2 separate regions of the Mus musculus genome follow, and region 1 is linked to region 2. The links are chromatin loops, found by intact Hi-C in ENCODE. Cell type or tissue: left cerebral cortex. All regions are shown on one strand.

What was found. Hi-C counts contacts between places; a loop is a spot of excess contacts. Peaks named below come from ENCODE experiments on the same cell type or tissue, not always from the same donor. Only the 100,000 strongest peaks of a DNase experiment are listed, where the experiment ranks them.
Region 1: it touches region 2 in a loop (2.6-fold over the local background); 4 of 42 quality-filtered maps call a loop at or near these places.

The regions. Positions count from the first base shown.
Region 1 is chr3:35,337,844-35,345,843 of GRCm38, reverse strand. Gm38512 (a long non-coding RNA gene) reads left to right here. Exons shown (of 3, transcript XR_389676.2): 2 at 6,030-6,158; 3 at 7,942-8,000. Among named protein-coding and RNA genes, the nearest start is that of Gm35425, 23 kb to the right of the region's middle. In left cerebral cortex, a CTCF peak has its summit at 4,858; DNase peaks (open chromatin) are centred at 2,611, 3,124, 3,840 and 4,494; H3K4me3 peaks cover 1,027 bases; H3K27ac peaks cover 2,372 bases.
Region 2 is chr3:35,401,805-35,409,804 of GRCm38, reverse strand. Gm38512 (a long non-coding RNA gene) reads left to right here and starts at 3,855. Exons shown (of 3, transcript XR_389676.2): 1 at 3,855-4,204. RefSeq lists an enhancer at 3,095-6,111. In left cerebral cortex, a CTCF peak has its summit at 4,096 (motif pointing right); DNase peaks (open chromatin) are centred at 4,097, 4,707 and 5,056; H3K27ac peaks cover 610 bases.

The DNA of each region.
Region 1 (8,000 bases), 64 kb after region 2:
TAGTCTACATTCTTGCATGAATAGAATGCACAGTTGGCTAGAGTCTTGAGTACTGCACTTAGCCCTTGAGACGTCTCATCACATTTGAACATTTACCCTTTTATACCTCCTAGGAGTCTGGGAGGACCCCAGAGGGCTTTGCCTTTTGATTTGAAAACAAGGAAAATTAATCCGTAGAGCTTTGATGTCACCACTACTAGTACAGAGAGAGCTGGCTTGGACTTGGGGTGGCTTCTTTATAGTTCAGCCTTCTTCCCATCAGAGGAAATGGACAAGATGCACAGGCATAAACACTGGGACCCTGTCCCCCATTACCACCAAATCTACAGAACATCTGCCATACAGTGAGGTAGGCTGGGATATAAGAGATGCAAGATGCATCTTGTTCCTGGGTCTAGATGGGATGTAAAATACCACCCTCATGTCCTAGCTAAGAAATTGTTTAACAGAAGAGTGAAATTAGTCCTACAAACCCAACACACTATGCAGAAAGCAGTGATCTGAAAAATGTATTTTAGTGGAGAAATCGGAGGCAAGGACCTTGTAGCTAGCTCATGATGAGACCTGACAGCGATGTAAATGTCACAGCAGTGTGCCCACACAGGACAGCTTATTAGCAGACCAACAGAAGTGAAGCACTGTGAAATTGTGGTGTGAATGGAAACTCCTGTGTTCTGGAGGTCAACTGCAGAAGTCTGTGGGTGAGCCCTCGTCTTACCTCAGTGGCCGCGCGTCCCATCCCGAGAAGCCTCTGGTCTCACCTCAGTGGCAGTGTCCCGAGAAGCCTTTAACAGAAGCTGCCTTGGCCTTGTCATTTGCCTCCTTCCCGCCACCAAAGCTTGTCTTCAGTATTCTGCTAAGGAATTGTAAATCAATCACTCTCTGTGAACAAAAAGACCCTTGATGCGAGCTGAACAGCACACAGGTTCTCAATGGCCAGGCCTCAGCATCTTGAGAAAACATGACCCTGTTCTGTTCTTGAGAATGTGATAGATACATTGTTTACTATTTCTCCTCCTGAGGAATATATAAAGAGAAGAAGTGCACAAGTGCCAATTTAACTGGTCTCTCACAGTAACCCGAGGTTAGACAGAGGCTGGCATGCAAGCGTTTCACAGATACGGAAAACAATACATCTATGGGAAGGCTCTCAAAGAAACGAACCCTCTCAGAAAGACAAATGAGAGGCAAATAAGTTAAAAGTGTATAATCTATCACATGCCCTAAAAGGAAGAGGAAACGGTAAATACGAGAAACAGGAAATTCTATGAACTGGATTATTCCCTAGGAATGTGGCGGCGCCCGTCCACTCCCCCTCCACACACCTCCCTTCTACTCCCTCTCCACACACCTCCCTTCCACACCCCCTCTACACACCTCCCTTCCATTCCTCCTCCACACACACCCCTTCCACTTCCACTCCCCCTCCACTCTCTCTCCTCCATATACCCTGGTGGGGGGCACAGAGTTTAACTTCTGTCATCTTTCCTCAAACTCCACCCACTCTGCTTTTGGAGACAGGGTCTTTGACTGTCTCTGTCTCCCCAGCAGGCCTGGCACTCTAAGTGCACACCCCACAGCCTGGTTTTCCCTGTGGGTTCTGAGAACCATGCCCTAGTCCTCAGGGTTTCTGGGTAAGAGCTGCCTCCCCAGCTTTCCATTCTCTGATGATGTTGCCCTGAAGGAATGGCTGCCCAGGGCACTGACCACTCTTCTCTGACTGGGTGGTCACAGCTCTGCTGACATTTTGGCATCATCCGCATGCTCCTGCACTGCCCCCATCACATTGCATCACTGTTATTAACTCCTCTGCACTGGAGTGCTGCCGGGAGGGAATGAGCCCACCGAGAGAGCTCTCCATGCTATACCGAGTTGCCCAGCACAAAGCAGGCGCTCAGGAAACAGTGACACTAATGACCAAGTAGTTAAGTGAATCTTTGCATCTTAAACCTTGTTTGACAGATTACACCATCGCCTTTAAAGAATGATTTTTGAACCATAAGTTCTGGAAGACATCATAGTCTGTGTTCTACTGAGTCACAATGCATATCATTTTATTACTTACTCTGAGATATTTTAAAGTAAAATTTATTCAACTTGGTGCTATCCAGATATATTTGCTTCTGATGGTGAAATCATGTTCAGTGGCACAGAGAAAACATGCCTTTAAAGTTGAGTAAGAATACGAACTTGCTAGTCCTGGGTATATGCTGAGCTATCCACAAGACCAGTTTGAAAGGAGATGGGCTAATGTGGAAAGATTTGAAAACTCTTGCAGTGACAACTGGGAGGACACACTGGACCTGACTGGAGGGTGGCAATGAAGAACCATGCTTTTCCATTCTCCACCTACCAGAGAGAGCTCCAGCTGCCTGCACTGACCTCCTGTGTGGTGAGGCAGGTTGGAGGAGCTCAGGCACACTTAACAAATGCTTCTGGTTCTGGGGATGAGAGAGCTGCTGGGTGTGTCCTCCTGGGGTTGTGACGACAGTGTGGGGAAGGACAGACACCCCACACCTACGCCTTTCCACTTTGCACTGGGCCAAAGTATTTAGTCTGCTCTGTCTTGCCCACTGCTGGCCTCCTTGGGAATCTGAAGATGAGCTGGCATCTCTGCAGCTGTCTTGAAGAGCTCGAAGGCCCAGAGAGAAGAAGTGACTTTGGGATGGACCCTGGGAGTGGACCCTGGGAGTTGAGCTTCCTGCCTTCCAGTTTAAGGTCTTCCATATTTCTGCTGGTGAAGAGTGCATGGGTTTGGCCTCACTCTGCAGGGGAATGGTGGCTTGGTCCTTTCTTGGTAGAGCTGCCAGAAGAGAGCTGTGGAGAACGCCAGGCCTTCCTTCCTTCACCACACACACACACACACACACACACACACACACACACACACACACAGAGGTAGCCCCGCCCCACTCCATTAATAGCCCCACTCCAGTTCTCAGAGTGTGTATCTTTATTTCACAGTTTTACTGGAAGCCTACAAGCATCTCCAATGCATGCATTTCTCTAGTAGAGTTGGTCTTTCCAGTGTTCCTGGCCTAGATTCCCTTTGGAACTCTTATTTTTGGCCCAAGTTCATAGGCTTTGTAAAAAGTATAACTTCCCACATGCTGCACACTCTCCAGTTGTCAAAAACCTCCTGGAAAACAGACAAGGAGGGAGGTGTGCCGGCTTCACACGCCCACTCCTGAACTCCTGCCTCCCTCTCTGAGCTTCATTTATAGTTCCTCTCCCTAAGCAGCGCTGGGTTAGTTCATTTTCCTGTCTTACAAATCTGTAAATTTGGCTTTCTTGTTTTGCTAAATACTTTTTTTTTTAAATTGCTCTCAGAGATCCAGGTTGAGAAAATGCTTGTATTTCAAAAGGCACTTAACTCTTGATTTATCAGATGGCAGTTTAGTACTTTGTTTGGGAGAGAGTGCTAGAAGCCAAGGTCATTCAAACTCTTGTTCCTACCCTCCAAATTTCTGTTGAGGTTGCTCAGTAGGATGAATTTGAGGAAATTAGGGAAGGGGAGAGAGGAGACAGGAAGCAAGGAGGGGGAGAGAGAGAGGGGGGGCAGGAGAGAGACAGAGAGAGAGTGTGTTTCTAGTAGTTCAAACACAGAGTTTTACAAACATCTACACTTTTCAAATGTGAATTATTTTCTTTTCATTTTCTTTTCATAGCCGAGACCAGGCCAAGCTTCTCGTGAGACCCTTCTGAAAACTGAGAATCTGCTTCTCTGAAATAGCTTGGCTCAGGCTCCTCCTCCCCAAGGGCACCTGTGTTGCTTCAGTGTAGACGCAAATACACCCAATAGGTCCAGTGCTCAGAGGCCAAAGGGCAGCTAAGGGTTGAGATGACCTCTGTTCACTGCAGCGGTTAAAAACTCCTGCAGGTAAAATTTCTTGCTGTGTGTGACCTGATTTGAGGCACGGGTCTTTGTTTTCGCCGGGTGTGCTTTCCGTTTGTTTTTTGTAAACATACAGCGTTGATGCCACACTCTGCAAGGTCTGTGTATATCAATGTGTTTGTGCCAGTTGAAATAGCAAAACAAAACCAAACAAAAACGGAAAAAGCACTTCATTTAGAATTCTCTTACCCTCCGCCTGGTTGAAACAATTTGTAGAGGTGCCTCGCTAAGGGAAGGACACTGGTTCAAAAACTGTTGGAAAGAAACCGGCCAGCTCCCTCTCTCTGCACAGGTTCACAGCTTAGGAATTGAAGTTTAGGACAAACACCTAATTTTGACCAAAGGGACTTGGTTCATTTAAAAAAAAATCCCCCTGCTCTCTCTTCTGTTCAGATCTGCAAGGTTGTTTAATTGAAGTCCTGTTTTGTGGGCGCAGATGCACGAGGAGGTTGAATCATCGTCAGCCTCATTTGGTGTTCTGATGCTGTGTGTTCCTCATTATTATTCCCAGAATGTCCACTGGACCTTATGCTCCTCCTCAGGAAAACTCACAAGCATTGAGCAGTCAAAGAGTCCTTTCTTCTCCTCCCGCCCCCTCGCCCCCATCTTCGTTGAAACTTTGCCAGTATCAGATCTCACTCTGTCTGTGGCGCATTAAAATGAAGTGCCTCCCTCCCTGCAGATCCCCCAGCCTCCGCTCCGCTCTCCAGCCCCACAGTTTCTTCCTAAGTGGGTAGCCTCTTTTGCTTGCTGCGGATGAACCCCCCCCCCCCCAGTCTGGCTCCTTAGTGCTGGTTTTGGATTGGGGGGCTGTGAAGGGAGAGAAGGACCTGGCCCGAGTGCGGCAGGAGCAGCTGTGGCCACTTAGAAGCTGAAGCGCCGGACTCTGTCCCCTCCCCCCAGACTAAGGGCGCTTCACAGACTCCCCTCCTGCAATCCCGTGGGTCACCGCAGAAACCCTGACCGCTAGGGCTCAGCTTATTATTGTTGTTACAATTATTGGGTTGTTGTTTCCTTCTGATAACAAGATCTTCGGAGCAGGGGCCCCGAGAGTGAATTATGTTTTTGTAAGGTGAGCTGCCTTTCCAGAAGCAGGGCTTTCTGCCTAGCTCTCAGCCTGTCCTCCGCCCACCTCCTGCCCTTACCCCCTTGAAGGCCACTCAGGAGGTTGTACATGTGGAACTTTTGTGTGGTTCCGCAGCCTTTTATTATCCTGTGGGCCTCATCCTCTTCTTAAGAAAGAGGCGGGTGGTTAGAGCTAGTGATGAAAACGGTTTTCTTGCACACCAGCTTGCTTTCTCAAGGTTTGCATACGCCGCTGGCAGTCTCAGGACTGAAGGGTTCTTTTGTCTTTCTTTTCCTTTTGGCGCACCCGTGAGTGCTATAGTGCACAGAACAATTACTTCATGGTTTTTAGGAAGAATGGGACAGGGATGAAGAGAATGGGGCAGACACTTGTTTTTTAAATGGCATCAAGAAAGCCTAGATAATTAGGGAAAATACGTGTATTGCTGATTTAAAGCAAACCTTGTATTTTGAGGGTCCGGAAACATCCAAATAAGCGACATCAATGTCTAATTTGAAGTTTTGATATCCAAGTCTCAATTCTTACTTTTTTTAACCAAAGTTCATCTCTTCCTGACTACTCTCATGATTTTTCTACTAACTGCACAGTACCTACCCCTTTGTGTTTAAATAACATGTTTGTGATGTGGACTCAGCTTTGGATGATAAGTTATTTGCTTGAAACCAAAGCTATAAGAATATTGCTACCATAAACAATAAAGTGATTGCTCTCAAAAAAGAACATCGTGGCAAAATGTAAACATGTAGAAACACTGTTGTTAGACTCAGCACTACACCACTGTGCGTGAAGAGCCAAAGGTGCTCTCCCTACTATGTGCAGAGAGACTGAAGGACAATTCTTAAACCAATAGTGCTTACTGTGTGGTGCTGGGTCCTCCCCGTCTCTTGCATAAATCCTACTGAGGTGTGTAGTGTCATTTAAGGTGCCAGTGGTCCCAAGTCTACCATAGGCCAGTGCATGGTTCTAGAATGACTATTTCAGGGTTTTTCAAGATATATGGAATATTTCTAGCAAATGAAAGAAACAGCTGCTCTCTTGGTCTTACAGCAAGTTCCAATGTAAGAAGAAATGCAAGAGACAATAAGTTCCAAGGTCTACTCTGTGCAATGATGAAAACCCAAGATGGCAGGAGACGAAGCATTGGGAGAAAGTGCCCCAATGTCGTCAGTGCCTTAGGTGGGTATCCAGGACTAAAGTGTCATCAACGTTGAAATGCATATGCGTGTGGCATGCATGAAGGTCTGGTAGCAGAGAGCAGTGGCTAGAATCAAAGTAAAGATGAAAAGAAGAATCCTTGTCCTTAGCTCATTGGCATGAACCAGACCGCATGCTTAGCTCACCTCACCACCCTGCCCCCATCCTACTTCCACACACCACCCTGCCTCTACCCAGCCACCACCCTCCAGCCTGCACCCACCCACACTACTCTTCCTCCAACCACATCCTCAAACCACTCTGAGCCATTTTAGCTCTCAAAACCTGCCATGTTCCCCTTCCCCTTCAGTGTATGGCTTTGGAGGAATTTTGATATCCTTCCCTAAGTTTCTGTTTGCCCATCCTTAGTTGGTTAAGGGACGTTTCTCAGGGTGATGCAGTTTGTTACAAATAATTTTTTAATAATCAGTATGCTTTTCCACACTTCCCATTGAAGTTGATCTGACCATTTGCTCCAAGTACTTGGATCATTGTTTAGCAAACTTCTACTGAGGTCTTCATATAGGAAAGGCTCAGTGTGAGGGGCCAGGAGAGCTGGCTTTAGTGGTGTTTGATAAAAACCATGACAAGAGTAAGGATCAAAACATCACAGCACATATGTGGTTCCCTAAACAGCTCTGTGGTTGGGAAAGCTGGGAACCTGTAACCCAATAGTGAAGGGTGTGTGTGAAAAGGGGGCTCTAGCAGAGGGAAAGAGTAGTCCAGAAAAAACATGAAGTACCTCCAAAGAACTGGAGCTGAGTGAGATTTGAGAAGGTAAGTGGTTCGGAGTGACTGGAGGATGATGGGTGGAGATAGCATGGGAGGTGGAGGTAGCATGGTGGGTGGAGGAGGCTGGAAGAGTTGGGGGATATAAAAGAGCACCTTAAAGGAGTTGAGCTTATATAGGGTTTCAGGAACCAGAGAGGAGAGATGGCACTGGGTAGAATATGTGAGGCTGGGGTTCTAGATGTCCCAGAGGTGAGAGGAAGACTAAGCTTAAGGGTATGTGAGATGGGAGATGTGTGGCTAGCCAGGACAGGCCTTAAGCTCACAATAGCCACTAGGGTTTCATTCGGAGTATCCCAGAGGGATATAGTCCATTGGCCTGGGCGCCATGATAGTGGCTTGGGAGAGAGAGCTTGCAAAGGACAGATCAGGAATTAAGGAAACCTTTTTGCATTTCATCAAAATCAGTAATGTGTGTGTGTGTGTGTGTGTGTGTGTGTGTGCCTTCCTATGAGTGTACAGGTATGCATACCCTCTATGCAGGACAGGCACATGTGGATCCATAGGCAGATACCAAATGTCTTTCTTTGTCTGATTTATTCCTAGGAGATAAAGTCAGTTATTGAAGTGGAAGCTTGCACTTCAGGCTAAGCTGGCTTGCCAGTGAGCTCTAGAGTTCTGCTTGCCCCAGACTCCCAACGCTGGGATTAAAGGCATGTTCTCTTGCTGGGGGTTCAAACTCAGGCCCTCATGCTTGCCTAGCGAGTGTCCTTACCCACTGAGCTCTCACCTCTGGTCCCAGAGACAGTTGTTTTGAAATGTATCGAACAGCATTAAGCTTAGTGGGCTTAATCATATTCCTGTTGCACTGCCCTTCATGACTTTATCTGACCTTGACAGCTAGCTTTCTGTGTTAACGGAAATGGCCATTTCCACTGTCAGGTGTGGGGAAGACATTAATGGGAAATGACATTAGTAGGGTAGAGCACTTGACCTGAACTTCTTCATTTAATGTGATATTCCAAACTCCATGAAGTTTGTATTTTACAGATGAGAGCATTGGCTGAGATTTACAAAGAACAAACAAGTCCATAG
Region 2 (8,000 bases):
GGACACACCCTCATTGAAGCAGGCGGAGGGAGGATGGGATAGGGAGTTCCCTAGGGGTGGCTGGGAAAAGGGTTAATATTTGAAATATAAATAAAGAAAATATCCAATAAGAAAAGGAAAAATATTTATTTTTTTAATTGTATATGTATGTGCATGCCCAAGTGTATGTGTGTGCACCACATGTACTCAGGAGCCCTTGAAAGTCAGAAGAGGTATCTAATCCCCTGAAACTGAAGTTATCGATGGGTGTGGGCTGTCATATGGGTGCTGGGAACCAAACCAGAGTATCTGAGAGAGAAGTAAATACTTGTAACCACTGAGCAATCTCTCTGGCCCCAAGACTACTTTCTATCGAAGTCAAATCTATTAAAAAGAATAAAAAAGCTACCACATGGTGATGGAAAACATTTTTCATCCTCTACTTCATTTAATTAATTTTCAAAGTGTTGAAGAATTTGTATGCTTTGGTGGTAAGACCCGAGGCTAAATGAATACATATTTTAAAAGCCACATAAATAAATCAAATCTATCCAGTGGTATCCCACGAACCTCCAACAGTTACTATAATTCAGAAAACCCTAAAAGAAAACGTACTTTTTGAATTGTACATAAAGAAAGAATTCACCAAATAAATGAAGATGAACTGTTTAAAGCAATCAAGGAAACTCCTCCACATGATTTATAGACATTCACTCAGTGCAAACAAAAACACTGTTAGTCATACCATTTTTAGATTAATTGGTTTTTAATGTAAAGACAAACAAATTGCAGTTTCTGTACTTGAGACTCTCGAAGTAAAGAAAGAACGTCAGACCGAGCCCCCAAATGTGGTATGGATGAGAGGTCGTGAGAACTCAGAAGAGCGCCTTACTGCTCATCAGAGAGAAAACCAACATGGAAGGAATTCCTGGTAAGCGGCCAGTTACAGAAAGCCTGGGTCTAGAAGGATGGGTCCCAAGGCAGATGGGAAACGCCTCGCCTTTGGATGAGTTGTCCTATTGACGTCAGCAGTGTGGCGTTATGCCCCAGCTCTTAGTGGAACAAGGAATCCCCCTGAAGGGGGCCTTGCGCCCTCCCCGCTTGGAAATGTGACAGAAAGAAGACAGAGTGGTAGAGACTTTGGAACAGTTTTTCATCCATGCTTTCCAAGAGTCAGTCTAAAACTCTTTATTATTATTATTATTGTCACGGGTGTAGCTAGACTGTGGAGTGCTGGAACACTCTTACTCCGGGCAGCATGGAAAAATCTACAAGCCAGCTTCTCAGCAGCGACCAACAGTATTTTGTTTCCTGCTCTGAGCCACCTATCGCAGGCACCAAGGCAAACCATGTAAAGTTAGCATGTAGGGAGCTACAGAGAGGAAGGACAACAGCCAGCTTAATGACAAACTGGGAGTCCGTACTGGATGGCAGGATGATTTGTGAACCCACCGAAAGGAAGCGATGTGCTCACTGTGTGGTGATGGTGGTGGTAGTAGTGGGAGGGGGGTGGGGGGAATCGGACGCCAGCACCAAGCCCGCTGCCCTTTCATCTGTCTACCAGTTAGCTTCTCTCTTGAGGTCTGGTTTGGTTTTTTTTATTTTGAAACAGGGTCACTACTGATTCTAGGTTGGCTTCAAACTCAAAATCTTCCTGCCCAAGTCTTTCGTGTGCTGGAATAACAAGTGGCCACCGCCATGCCTCTTGAATTTAAGAGGACAAACAAACAAACAAACAAAAAACAAACAAAAAAAAAAAAACCAAGAACTTGGAGACAGGCCAGTAGGTGCATCCATAGCCATTCAAGCAAGTGACTGAGCTGCAAAGACGTCTAGTGAATGGGTGGTTGATGACATGCGTGTGCAACTTGAGGGTCCTGTCTCATCAACTGTGTCTTATCCTAGTCCAATGGATAGGATATCCTGTATATTGTGATCCCTTTGGGGGGGGGTCACATATCGAATATCCTGCATATCAGATATTTACATTACAATTCATAACATAGCAAAATTGCAATTATGAAGTAGCCAGAAAGATGATTTTTTTGGGGTCGTTGCCACACGAGGAGCTATATTAAGGGGGTCACAGCATTTGGAAGGTTGCAACCTAGTTAAAACCCAACACCAGTTTACTGAGTGTCTGTTCTGTGCCTAGTGTTAGAATAACTCTGGCTTGGACATGAAGATGCTGCTCTAGATACTGTATAATCTCATTTAATTCTCATTTTACATAGAGGAAGACGAAGTAGAAGAATATAATTGTTTGACAGGTTGGTCACACAGTTAATACAGTGACATTATTTCAGTGCCTTTCATAGCCTATGTATTTCATTCATGATTAGAACAAGGAAATGGGTCGACGGGAGAAGACAATGAGCGCAGAAGAGCCATTGAAATGGCAGTGTGCATAATGACAGAACAAGTATCCAGAATGATCTTGCTAGCCTGGAGCAGATGCTGGCCCAGCAGCTCTGAGGGCAGCATATGACTCAGTCCAGCAGCAAGACACATGGGCTGCAACAGGAGGGAAACGATGTCTTATTTATACAGTCTTCAGAGAAGGGGATGCTCTGTTCTGACTGAGTGCACCTCAAATCTGCAAGGGGATTGGGCAGATGCAGGCTTTGTGGGCCACAGGAGTATGCTCAACCCTGCTGCTCTTTACACAGGTTCATTTGAATGTCTATCACTAAGCTCTGAGAAGATGGTTGGTAACACTGTCTTATTAGGGAAGACGAAAACACATTTACAAAAAATATACATGGATTATAAAGTCTGTCATGAGGACAGACCTAGTGAGTAACTGACTCTGAACTGTAGTACTTACCAGCAATCTTTCCTTCATTATCAGAACTGAAACAAACAAACAAACAAACAAAGAAACAAACATAAAAGCCCGAAGACATCTGGGTCTGGAAAGGGGGTCTCAGAGCTCTGGTTCTCAAGGTGATACCTGGTTCCTCTTCAAGACACCCTAACATCAACTCTTTGTAGACCTGCTGTTCTAGAATCTATGTTCTTACCAGTAGGGGTAAGTTTAAGATCTCTCAGTTAGGGCTTGCTAGTTTCCAGGAACTGTTTATCAAGCAGCTTTGAGGCTCCTTGGGGAGGCCAGTGAGTAGAAGCTGGGGGCTACAAATTTTCATGATATTAGGTTAAACAACTAAGCACTGGCCACATTGTAACAGGGAGTGGTTTTTAAAGGAGATGTGCTGCCTTCCATGGAAAAAGTTCCGGAATAACTCACTTTAGGGGAACCTCTTGGAGAGAATTCAAGCCTCCTGTGATCTAGGAAAAGCACTGCACTGTATATATAATCTTCTAACCTCATCATCGAGAGGAGCAAGTAGCAAGGCTTTAGATGAACCCCGCTCCAGCAAGACTTTTCTCTTTGTTTGGCTTTGAAAATACATGGAAACAGCTTCTGGTTTGCCAAGTCCCGGAGTCACTTAGGGTCTCAAGTGGCTATGAAAAAAAATGTCCATGAATTGAAGACAGGGTGAGAATTGATGTTTCATGGGGTAATAACAAAAGGGGGGGGGGACCCTCTTTACTAATTAAGGGAAAGTGCTATTTGAAAGTTACCCGGCTTCTACTGCAACGTATCAGGGAGCTTATTTCCTGATGGCTTTAGGTATTATTTTGTTATTATTAAGTTAGGGCAAAAGCACGAAGTCAGAACAGATTTGTTGGCAAGTGAACTATTTGAAGTTGCCTGCTACGATGAGCATGGTGGACTGTATGACTGCCTGTAACTTCCCTACATGTATGCCCGAGAGCGGGCTGAGCGGGAGAGCCGGCTGAGCCCGAGAGCTGGGCTGAGGGTTCTCATTTGTTGAAACATACGCATCATTGTTGCCCTCGCCACACAGCTGTGGGGGGAAACGGTTCTCGCCCTACGGTTATAACCCCCCTTCTCTAAATTACTGTTTACTGATGTGGGAGAAAAGGACTCCAGGCATAGCCCAATAATTACTTTTGGCACTGCTCAATAATTAATGAAGTGTTAAAGAGACTCTGCTAAAGTTTGGGCATCTGCTGTGGAGGATGAGAAAGCACGAGAAACTCTGCCGTGGAGCCAAGTCCAGCACACATCTGCCCTTCCGTGTCCTGCCAGGAGAGGGCCCCGCAGGGGACCAGCACCAGTGAAGTAGTTAGTAAAGGACACAAAAGGACAGAGACTCCCAAGCTGTTTCCAAGTTTGGGAGAAGAAAACCCAAATGTGGTAAGTTGCTGCTCTTTTGTCCAGGGCTGCTCCTTCCTTTGTAATTGACAGGTAAGTTTTAAATTGTGTGAAAAGGAATTTATACTCAGAAACAACCCTTCTCACCTCTCTACTGCCTGCAACGCAATACTTACTAAATCAGCAAGCGATTCCAAATAAGTTGGGAACCATAACGGGAGTGTGTGTTTGTTTCCTGAAGGCGTCTTGCCTGGTTAGTAAAATATCAAGATTACTTTTCGGCGATACAAAATTAACAAAAGAAGGGATAAATATTATTTTTTCCCCTCAAAAGAGTGGTCTGGAAGAAGCCCAAGGATTAACTCTTTGTGACTCAGTCTGATTTCACAGTGTGTCACCTCTCACACTGGTCCTCATCAATCATTGACACGGGATGGGCCTCAGACAGGCCCTGGGGCTTTCCCAGGAACCCCTGCTGTTTGGCTGGAAGTTGGTTGAGGCAAAGGGTTTCTGAAGCTGACTGCAGCTTCAAGCCCATCTCTCCCGCAAAGGGTGTTTGCTCCTGTGTGCAGCCTCCTCTACTTGCCTGCTCCCTAGCTCCCTGTTTCTCTGAGTTTGCTTTCTTAAGAGGCCAGTTTTTTTCTGTGACAACTAAGCCAAATAGAGAGCAAAGAGTAAATCTTGAGGAATCAACGCCAGGCTGCCCTATCTTTCTCTCCTTTTTAATATGAAAGTGGTTACAGGCACTTAAAAAAAACCAAAAAAAAAAAAAAAAAAAAAAAAAAAAAACAGAAAAACAAAAAAAAAAAAACCTCTCAGCGGGAGTTGCAAAGTTTCCTAACTCATCACCTAGCAACAAAACCCAGCAAAACATTTGCAAAGCAGTTTCTCCGGCAGGGCCCTGCATGAGTGGCAGGACAGACTAGTGCAAGGCTAAATTTGCCACGGAAGAGAATTGAATGCTTTCTTCTTTGTTCAAGTAGAGGGCTGAGATACACAGGGTCGATCTTGCTACAGCCAAATTAATGTATGTTAAGGAACAAACTATATGGCCCATTGTGAGCGGGAGCTCAGAAGGGTCCACAGAATTTGAGGATGGGGCTGGTTCTCATTGGAAGTATTTAAACTGAACTTTTAAAGTGGTGGCTTTACATAAAGCAGTCTCAGAGAGATACCCCTGTACTTTGTCTATCTACATTACATAAAACAGTCTGGACCTTCTGGATCTTTGGACCAAAACAAAACAAAACAAAACAACAAAACAAAAAATCAAAACAAAACAAAACAAAAAAAACCCTACACCTGTTGAGAAATAACTTGAGAATTTGAAGATTACTCCCCCCCCCCCCCCCAAATAATATCTATAAAAATTTCCTTCAGAAAGAGCAAGCCTGCTTTGTCTGGCCCTCCTCTGGCCTCCTCTCTTAGCAGTCAGGCACAATGCCTGTCACCATGAAGAAAAGAAGCCACTCTGGACTTAGTTATAATGGCCTTCTGCAAGTCCGTGTTAGGGTCTTTTGCCTTCGAGGCAGATAAGAACCGTCAATGAAATTCTTTTTGCTGTACTGTGCACTGGAAAATGGAAGATCAGATCAAAATGCATCTGACTTCTTCTTTGTTTCTGTGGTAAATAGCCATATGTGGGGGCTGGTGAGGTGGCTCAGTGGGTAAGAGCACCGACTGCTCTTCCGAAGGTCCTGTGTTCAAATCCCAGCAACCACATGGTGGCTCACAACCACCCTTAAAGGGATCTGACGCCCTCTTCTGGTACATCTGAAGTCAGCTACAGTGTACTTATATAGAAAATAAGTAAATCTTAAAAAAAAAAATAGCCATATGTGGAGATGTGTACATGAAGTCAACTGCCCTACAACAAGGATCTTAATTTGTGTGGCTCAGATAGGGCCTCTTAAGGCCACAGACCTGTATCAGCCCCAGTTTTCCATGGGTCTAGGTATGTCCTGATTAAAGTAGAAAGGACTATGTCTTCCCTGGCACGTCCCATAGGCCTGTTGTTGATCTGGATGCCAGCATTTTGTCCATAGTCTATATCACTAATGACAAAATTGCTCTGCACATTATCCCACCTCTGCTCAAAATGTCACTCTAAAAAAATGATCACATATTGTTATTGTTCAGAGTGATGCACTTCATTGTGACACTTCCCGACAAGTGTACTTGGACCAGGTTTGTACCCACATTACTTTTTGTCTGGGCTCCCTCTCCTCAGTTCCCTCTTCCCAGAGTCCCCTCCTACTTTCACATCATCCGAGGTAGCTTTTAGATCCGAGCACATCTCAGTTAGCTGTATAAAAGGCTTTGTTTCCTCTCTGAGAAGCACTGACTGCTTTGTTTGTTAATGAGACTGACAGGAAGGCTCTGTCTGCCATCTCCCGTCTCACTCCAGTCTGAACCCTTGACAATTTTTCTTCTTCCATAGTCAGCGGCTCTCTCAGCAGTGAGAGCCATGCTCTAGCCTTTGCTGCTCCAAGTGTGGGGACTACTGACCACAGGCCCCTAACATCAGCAGCCTTGCAGGCACTGCCCAGGGGGATTCATCCACACACTGGTGGAGGGTTTTTTAAAAAGGTTCATTTTTATTTTTAATTATCTGCATGTGTACACTTTTGTATGGCTCATTAGCACATGACGGCAGTCGCCTTCAGAGGCCTGAGGTATTAGGTTTTCTTGGTGCTGGGGTTGCTAGTGATAGACCACGTGCTGTGAACTGAACTTGGGTCCTCTGGAGTCATGAAGTTTCCAACCTCTGAGCCAGCCCCGCACTGTCCAGTATAAGGAGCACCGTGAGGAGCACTGTGATTTACGTCCGGTTGGGAACACTGGCTGACGATCCATCTTTCTGTTGATTTTGCCTCTAAAACGCTGCTCTCCTAGGATAACTTTGGCAGCTGAGTAGAAGAGTCATAGGGAACAAAACCTCGTGTGTTCACAGATAGAATGACCTCATATTTCCATGTGACCTGGTGGGCTTGTGTTGCATACATCTGGTTACACAACTTAGAGGAAGTGGAATCTTTTCTTGTGCCATGTTTCATATTTATTTATCATACTCCAAGAAGTCACAGGGATCCCTTCACATCTGCATATCTCAGAGCCCTTACCATCGTAGGAGTAGGTGGTGGCTGGATTGAAATCTCAGAGCCCTTACCATCGTAGGAGTAGGTGGTGGCTGGATTGAAATCTCAGAGCCCTTACCATCGTAGGAGTAGGTGGTGGCTGGATTGAAATCTCAGAGCCCTTACCATCGTAGGAGTAGGTGGTGGCTGGATTGAAATCTCAGAGCCCTTACCATCGTAGGAGTAGGTGGTGGCTGGATTGAAATCTCAGAGCCCTTACCATCGTAGGAGTAGGTGGTGGCTGGATTGAAATCTCAGAGCCCTTACCATCGTAGGAGTAGGTGGTGGCTGGATTGAAATCTCAGAGCCCTTACCATCGTAGGAGTAGGTGGTGGCTGGATTGAAATCTCAGAGCCCTTACCATCGTAGGAGTAGGTGGTGGCTGGATTGAAATCTCAGAGCCCTTACCATCGTAGGAGTAGGTGGTGGCTGGATTGAAATCTCAGAGCCCTTACCATCGTAGGAGTAGGTGGTGGCTGGATTGAAATCTCAGAGCCCTTACCATCGTAGGAGTAGGTGGTGGCTGGATTGAAATCTCAGAGCCCTTACCATCGTAGGAGTAGGTGGTGGCTGGATTGAAATCTCAGAGCCCTTACCATCGTAGGAGTAGGTGGTGGCTGGATTGAATTCGTTCACCAGTAGATGCACTGTTACCCTAGTGGTGTGGCTGTAGGAGAGCTGGGGGCCTGACCAGCTTAGGC